Linked DNA regions of Homo sapiens: region 2 is linked to region 1. Evidence: chromatin contacts called from ENCODE Hi-C or POLR2A ChIA-PET data. All regions are on one chromosome and are shown on one strand. Each heading gives the region's core, a stretch centred on a gene start or an enhancer-like site at or near the end of the contact. The rest is flanking DNA. Distances are from core to core; before and after follow the strand shown.

Evidence for each region. A loop is a pair of places that touch in the nucleus more often than their neighbours do. ChIA-PET counts read pairs that join two places held with the same protein, here RNA polymerase II (POLR2A). Pooled maps may share reads with other maps.
Region 2: a map of endothelial cell of umbilical vein shows a loop between it and region 1 (7-fold over the local background). The contact joins two enhancer-like sites. A Hi-C loop is called at or near these places in 11 of 168 maps with a recorded cell type or tissue (Caco-2, IMR-90, PC-3 and 7 more), 1 of 37 single-sample maps with no recorded cell type and 8 of 50 pooled maps. POLR2A ChIA-PET finds 5 or more read pairs at or near these places in 6 of 52 experiments (AG04450, H1, MCF 10A and 3 more).

Annotation. Positions count from the first base shown.
Region 1 is chr2:189,367,576-189,371,596 of GRCh38, reverse strand. It overlaps a transcript of COL5A2 not described here. Among named protein-coding and RNA genes, the nearest start is that of WDR75, 72 kb to the left of the region's middle. Within about 2 kb of position 1,841, at least 4 of the 41 ENCODE cell types and tissues checked have a DNase peak (open chromatin) inside an H3K27ac peak, as active enhancers do; they include PC-3 and endothelial cell of umbilical vein, where a contact is called at or near this core.
Region 2 is chr2:189,405,185-189,409,205 of GRCh38, reverse strand. It overlaps a transcript of COL5A2 not described here. Among named protein-coding and RNA genes, the nearest start is that of WDR75, 34 kb to the left of the region's middle. Within about 2 kb of position 1,713, at least 6 of the 41 ENCODE cell types and tissues checked have a DNase peak (open chromatin) inside an H3K27ac peak, as active enhancers do; they include PC-3 and endothelial cell of umbilical vein, where a contact is called at or near this core.

The DNA of each region.
Region 1 (4,021 bases), core at 592-3,091:
TGTTGCCAAACTCTTTGCTAGGGCATAACATGGGTGACCTTGACTCCAGTTCCCAATAAATTTCTTACTTCCATCTGAGACCTTCTCAGCCTAGCCTCCACTGTCTATATTTCTATCAACACTTGGTCAGAATCACTTAACACTTCTCTAAGAAGTTCCAAACTTCCCTTATCTATCTTTTTCTGAGACCTCAAAACTCTTCCAACTTCTGCCTATTACCCAGTTCCAAAGCCAGTTCCACATTACCATCTTTATAGCAATGCCCCACTTCTTGGTAGAAATTTTCCATGTTAGTCAGTTTTTGCGTTGCTACAAAGGAATACCTGACGGGATAATTTATAAAGAAAAGAAGTTTATTTGGCTGACAGTTCTGTAGGCTTTACAGGAAGCATGGCACTAGCATCTGCTCCTGGTGAGGTCTCAGGAAGCTTACAATCATGGTGGAAGGCAAAGGGGGAGCAGGCACATCTCATAGCAAAAGCAAGAGATGTGGGGAAGGGGGAGGTGCCATGCTCTTTTAAACAAGCAGAACTCACAGGAACTATTCGAGGGAGAACTCACTTATCACCAAGGGGATGGTGTTAAACCATTCATGAGGAATCTGCACCCATGATCCAAACACTTCCCACCAGGCCCCACCTCCAACATTGAGGACTACATTTCAACACGAAATTTGGAGGAGACAAATTTCCATAATGTATCACATCCTGTCAGACTTAGCCTTTTTTTTAGCACATACTAGCTAGCTGTGTCACTTTCCCTTTCCATTAATGTTTCTGTTCCTGTGAGCATTGGTATTTAATAAGTCAGTCAGTCAATTGTATAATTTCAGATACTGAATAAATCCTATAAAGGAAATAAAATACGTTTTGGGCCTATGAAATTATGTATGTGAGTATATGTGTTTATAGAAGAAGATTGTTTATTATCTATGTATGTTGTATGTGTTGTATGTGCATGTTGTATGGGTGTTGAGTATGATTGTATGTGGTTATACATTTTCTGTGTCACGTGTTGTGTGTGGCTTTATGTGTTGAGTGTGATTGTGTGTGTGTGTTTTATTTTAGATAATGTGACAGCCAGAGATGACATCTCTGAAAATGACTTGTTGAAATTATATATCAAAAGTTTATGTTGCTGTTATGACAAGTTTATATAATTCTGTTGACTTTACACTATTAATGTGATGATGAGGAGAGAAATAAAACACATTGAACACCTCTTTTCACACATTATTTTATTCTTATAATGACTCTATGAAATAGATATTTTTATTGTTGTTCTGCAGATGAGGGGAATAGGAACTTGTTCAAGGTTGCCAAGCCATCAAGTGATACTAGAAATTGGATTTGAAATGCATTTCTTAGACTTCATAACTCATTGCTCTTTCAGCTTTACCACACCACCCATTCCTAAAGCCAGAAAAAAGACAATGGAGAGAGAAAAAAGTACAATTAGAGGTAGAGATGAGATGACGGAGAAAATTAAATGCAACAGGGAGTCATTTGGTGTCCATTGTGGCAGCATAACAGACTTGCTGGGAGTATTAATGAGTCAAAAAATGTAAAGCACATAGAACAATGCCTGGCATACAGTATGTGCTATATGCATTAACTTTTGTTATTATTACCTGCCCAATAAATTTATGGGTAAAGCTGATACAGTGTCTTGACACATGAGGTTTATGGTCTTTAATCAATACATGAGGAAGAATTGAGTGCATACTGAAGTTCAGTCGTGTGACCTGCTAGACCTCATCATGCAATCGGAAAACTAACACAAACCAACCAACCATTGTTGGAAAACATAGTCAAAGCAAAACTCATCTTTTGCCCATGAAGCTATTACAAATATATTTGGAATGTTTGTTTTGGAATTATGTAATTTTCTTAGAAATGACTCAAGAGTTTATTTAGTCACATTATCGTAGAATACTGGCTCTCAATTTTATCAGTACAAATGTCCTTCTACTATAATAATCAAAATTCATAGGTAATACACACAAAAGTTAACAATTAATATAAAATTCAGAATATATAGATATTCAAAAAACTTTCAGGAGTTTGAATAATCTCAATGAAAACGAATGTATCAAACTCCCTCAGTTAAAAGATAGAGATTAGCAGATTGAAAAATAAAGCAAAAATGAAATTATCTATATTCTACATACAAAATAGATATCTGAGGCATAGGGATACAGAAAGTTTAAGCATAAAAAGATAAAAAATAATAATCAAATGCAAACTAAAAGAAATTTGGCATAGCTGTATTAATGTCAGACAAAATATACTTTAAGATTGTTGGAGGGTAGTGATATTAATAAAAAAAACTTGACAGTCTTCAAAATTAGGTAAGACTAGTTCAAAACATACATTTATAATATGATTTTTCAGTATTAGTGATACATGCTCTAACTTAAATCTTTGGTAAGTCACAGTAACTTTCTTCTTCCAGTTAGTTACAAATGCTTATATATTTCATGTTTTATTTTATTTGAAGCCATGTTTTGAATTTAATGTGTTGTCTAGACAAAACAAACATTTAGTGTTATTATTTGCTTGTAAGCAGCTGAAGCAGGACACATTCTCATGGCACAAATGAAATCACTTCTGTTTACTGTATTGTAGTAGATAGGTGACCTCTGTTCATTAGTGAGGAAGTAAATTTAGAAGGATGGAACTTCTCAAGAAACAAGCTTTTCCTTTTTTCTTTATGATCACCTGAATAGGCCGAGTTAACTATATAGTACATGGTTCAACTGATTTACTGTGTACCTACAGAATGGGTAGGGTGTAGAAATCCGAATCATTCATTAGGAAAGGAGAAAGTCTTGGCTGTGGCAAAAGAATTAAGGACTTTCCTTTGGTATAAACTCATCCAGTTCCTTTCACCATTTATGTTGTACAAAGACTGCTATTTTGTATCAAGTTATGTTAATACTACAGTTAACTTTATCTAATGAATGCATTCTACTGGTGATTTAATATAGTAGACTTTTAAAAATTATCTTACATTAGAGATGTTGACTTCAGTGTTAGGTAATGCATGAAGGAAAGTATATTAACAGGAATTCAACTGCTGAATAATTTTGGTATTTGCTTAAATGTGAATCGATCTTCATTTGTGATGAATTCTAGTGTTTTTTTTTCCCCCTTGGAAAACCAGTGATTTTTCTTAACATTTACTATCCGATGTATGTTGTGCAGTGTGAGGTGTATCAGCACTTGAAGTTGGATCAGCCAGTGGCTGGTGATGTGGATGGTTTTTATTAATGATGTTATCATAGCAAATGAGATACTGAAATAACTCAGAGGGATTGAATGAAACACTATGAATTTAAGGTATGTTTCTAGACTGCAAATACAATAACACAGTTATACATTCTCAAAGGGAACTTATCTTTTTCTGTTTTGATGTCAAATAAGTTTGCTCGTCTATAAAAATTAAAATGAGAATAACAATAACTGAGCTAGCTAATTCACAGGATTGCTGAGAAACAAGAGAAAAGAAACACAATTATTTGTTATATGTTTATATAATAAAAATGGGGATAAGGGTGGGGCTATTGTAAGGCATTTGAAGGTAGAAGAGTTGGAAAATAAATCTGTTATAAATGAAGATGTTTGACTTAAAAGCTAAAATCCATTAAAATCTAGATTGCTTAAAAATGGGACCTATCCAAGTAAAGACTGCCATAAAAACAGATGGCTGCTTATTTTCAGTAATAATGTAATTACAATTATAATAGAAATATAATTTAAAATATTTGTAGTAATATTTTCAGTAATGAAGGCCCATGGCAGGCAATATGAATTCTTTCTGCTGTCACATGAAGATGAATTACACACATCTGAAGGACTTGATACTGGAAATATAAATTAGAGTGATGGGTTGGATTACTAGTAGTTGTGACAGTAGATAGAGTGTTTCAGTTGTTATTTATGTTGAATAAGATGCTTGTCTTGGAGCTAAGCTCTGGGGAAGAAGCTGTTTAGGTAAAGCTCTGGATTCTGTCCTATCC
Region 2 (4,021 bases), core at 464-2,963, 38 kb before region 1:
AGAGTAAATTTATAAAAATCTATAAAATGTCAGGCTTTTTCTAGAATTCTGTGAGCAGAATCTATCTTGTGTCATTTTGTGAGTGTAATTTTCTGTTGAAACAAAAACCTACGGTGATTTTCAGACAAGAGAAGAAAGTATATCTCTAAAGAAGGATAAATGCCATGGAGTGAAAAATTTATAAATGAAACTTCAAATAAGGGAATGAATGGGTGCATTTTTCAGGTAAATGACTATAGTCACAAAAATTATACTTGTAATCAGACTGTGGACACACTACCTATTCCATTTTGCTTTGTTTTCAGGCTGGGTTTCTGCAACCAAAGTCAAGAGGACCAGTTGAATTAATAATTCAGTTCATTATATCAAAAAATTTGACAGACTCACAAATATATCTGGATAACTCAGTATAATGTGGTTAATTGATCGTGTTCATATTAAATGAAGTGCCTTTCATCACTATCAGCCGCTGTTCTACATGAGACCAACAGAATATTAGTGATGGTGATTGTATCCTGTATGACTTTTAGCCAGTGTTTAGAAAGATGGTGTAAAGTAAGGGTGATAGTAAAAAGATAAATTAGTACATATAATTTATGTTATTTTAATATTTATTAAATTCCAACCTAAAACATGACTATTAATGGTCACCATGGCCACTGAATTTTATTCTCTGAGTTGCTTTCCTTTTTATGATTCATATCCTGTGGTCTTCAGACCAGTATTAAGAATTAATAGTCACAGAATGTTTTGAGTCTGATTCTAATGTAGTATGGCAACTCTATTTACATATTAATGCCATGTATGTACTTTCTTCCCGCATCACACCATCTGAGAGGCAGAAATCAAAACTGGGTGTATGGCCAAGCACTATGGTTTATATTTAATGGGCAGTACAGTAATGTCTGTGAGACTGAATTAATTTGCTTTTAGCTTCAGTTCCAGCTAGAGCCTCTGATTTCAGATAACTTATTATTTTTACTGAAGTTTTGTATTCATATAGGATTATCCTTCACTTACTTGAAATGGGTCCTTTGCACTAAACAATTGGATAAATAATACAGCACAATTTCTTTGCAGCCCCAGATTAGAGAGGATTTCATTTTGATCTGTAAATCAAACACACAAATCTAGGTCAAGGATGGCCAGGTAAGCAGAGCCAGTCAACTCAATCTTGGTTTGAACAGCCTGAAGTAATGCAGTCTACTTTCACTATCAAAAATATTGCATCCTCAGTAAAAGGTCTTTCACTTGCCATAACGAGGTCTGGAATTTAAGCTGCTGTTACTGGAAAGGCAGCCTTAATATTTTTATTTTCCCAGAAAATGAAAAACAGAGAAATTCTCATTTCCTGACTACAGGTCAACTGTTAAAAATGTCTTAAAACAAAGGAAATGGAGCCTGGTTTTGTTCAGTACAACAGAGCTAGTAAAGAGGAGTTGTCTTGCTGCAGTATTCCTGCAAGTTAATTTATTTGTTGCTTTAGAAAGAAATTCTATTTCCATTAAAATTATGTCTCTGGGTAGGTGATTCATGAACAGAGGACCTGGAGATGGAATCAGCCTCTTGAGTCTATTTACATTCTTAATCATACACAGCTGCTGGGACGATGGAGCATTTTGGTTTTTTCAAAGGCAGAAAGAGTCTTATCTTTTGCCATTAAAACATTAAATTGGTCACATTAAAACAAAGCCAAATAATGTAGTAACTTAGAAAACTATGTTTTGAAGAAGGTAAATGTCCCTTTCAATGTGTAGGGAACCTCTCTTTAGGTATTCTGAGCTCAGTTTTAAGAACATTTTTAAAACCTCGCCTGTGATTCAAAACAGCTGTAGCTATGTTTTGAGTGATGTAAACACTTCCCTCCACCTCCCCCATATTCTTAAGCTTTCCAGGCTCAAGGCAAGGGATTTTAAAACGTTGCAGTTTCTTCTTATCATGTACTTCCTACATCATTTACCTTTTTAACTAAATAGCACTTTGTAAAAAAAACCTTTACAGGTATGGAGTTTGGATGCTTACTTGGAGCAAATTGCCTAAAAATAGTGAAAAACATTAACCATTTTATTGAAAATTTAGTATAAGCTTAAAACACCTTCTGAGATACAGCCACTAACAAATCTTCATATGCATGTCCTGTTTGGAATGAACTTGGCCAGTACAGACAGTATAAGTTAATACATGTTAAATAGATATTTGAATGAATATTCAACATATTCATTCATCAACTGTTTGAATATTCAAACAGGCAAGCCAATTAGGTTTCTTTTTCCTTTTAGTTTATAGGAAGTGATCCTTCCAGTTTCTTCAGCACCTATAAATTACATCTCCATCTCTCTCAGTGCTTTTGTGATGATTTCTCTGTGTGTACTTTGTCTCAACAGTGTTAAGACAAGAGTTTATCTTGCATCATCATTGCTGAATTTCCCACACCTTGGAAACTCTAGTAACAAATTAATAGCTGCTTTTTGGCATTTTGTATTTGAATAACATCATGTTCAAGAGGCTTTTAATGTATAAGTCGGTCAGTTTAAAACAATTTTCAAGTAATTTTCCTAGTTACATGGCTACAGGTCAGATCTGTGTCAATCATGTTTAGTTATAGAACTTTTTCCAGATAGAAATTTTCTCATAAGAGCCAAAGAAGTACATTTTCTGGTGAAGCTTAGCAGGGAGAAGAACTTGATTTTAGAATAAGGAGGGGTACAATGTTAAGAATATAATTTGTGGCAGGAAAAATACACTAAAACCAGTTAACAATTTTAGCAATATATGCTTTTTGATGATCTTAGACATTTCTAAACATAAGCCAACTTTTAGTAGTGTCTTATCCCAGTGATGGTATTATCCCAAAGATGGAGTCTACCACTTCTTCATGTATTTGTGAAATATGCTGTTACCAAAAATATAAAATAGTAGAAGAAATATATTTTAAAAGCATCAATTTCAAGTTTTCAGCAGTATAGTATAAAAACTAAAATGAGATTAAAATTAAAATTCTCAATTTCCAACACATGTTTGATAATGATATTTTTCTGTTACTTGGAACTTATTTTATTTCTGTTATTAAATTTTATTAGTCATTCACTTAGTAAAAATTTAATCTTAGCATTTGGAAATGAGAAAATTAATTACTGTTCGGGAATGTGCTTTGATAGCTGATAGGTGCTATCTATATATTTTCCTTTAATCACTCCATGAAGTGGTTGCAAAGACTCTAGAAAGAACTAACCTACTCATATTAATTGCTTTAAATAGAAAACGGGGATTTTAAATGATGCAACAGATTAATTTATTAGCCTAAAACAAAGTTCCTAAAGGATCACAAATGCTGACTAAGTCTTGACATGGGTTTTACACATTGTCAGAAGAACCCTGGGACAATAGAGATATTTGACTAAAATGTGCTATAATTCCATATTGGGTTCATGGTTATTCATTCTGGTCTCACATGCATTTTCCACTGTGAGCATGACATAAATCATGTGCAATAGTCGTATTTTTGATTTAGCACAGTTTTATGTTGTATACCTCTCCTTTGTATTTTTAACCTAGTTCTGTTTGGTCTGTATTTCCTGCATGCTTCCCCAGTGGCCAATACGCAAAATAGTCTACAGAATGCAATAATCTTAAACAAGTTCTGTGACACTAAACTTGTTAAAAGGTAATTTAATTAGGCCAGGCACGGTGGCTCACACCTATAATCCCAGCATTTTGTGAGGCGAGGTGAGCAGATCACTTGAGGTCAGGAGTTTGAGCCAGCCTGACCAACATGGTGAAACCCTGTGTCTACTGAAAATACAAAAATTAGCCGGGTGTCATAGCTGGCACCTGTAATCCCAGATGTTCAGGAGGTTGAGGCATGAGAATCACTTGAAGCCAGGAGGCGGAGGTTGCAGTGAGCCAAGATTGTGCCACTGCACTCCAGCCTGGGTGACAGAGCAACACCCTATCTAAAAAAAAAAGAAAAAAAAGGCATTTAATTAAAAATAAATATCTAATGTCACTATTTTTTTAATGT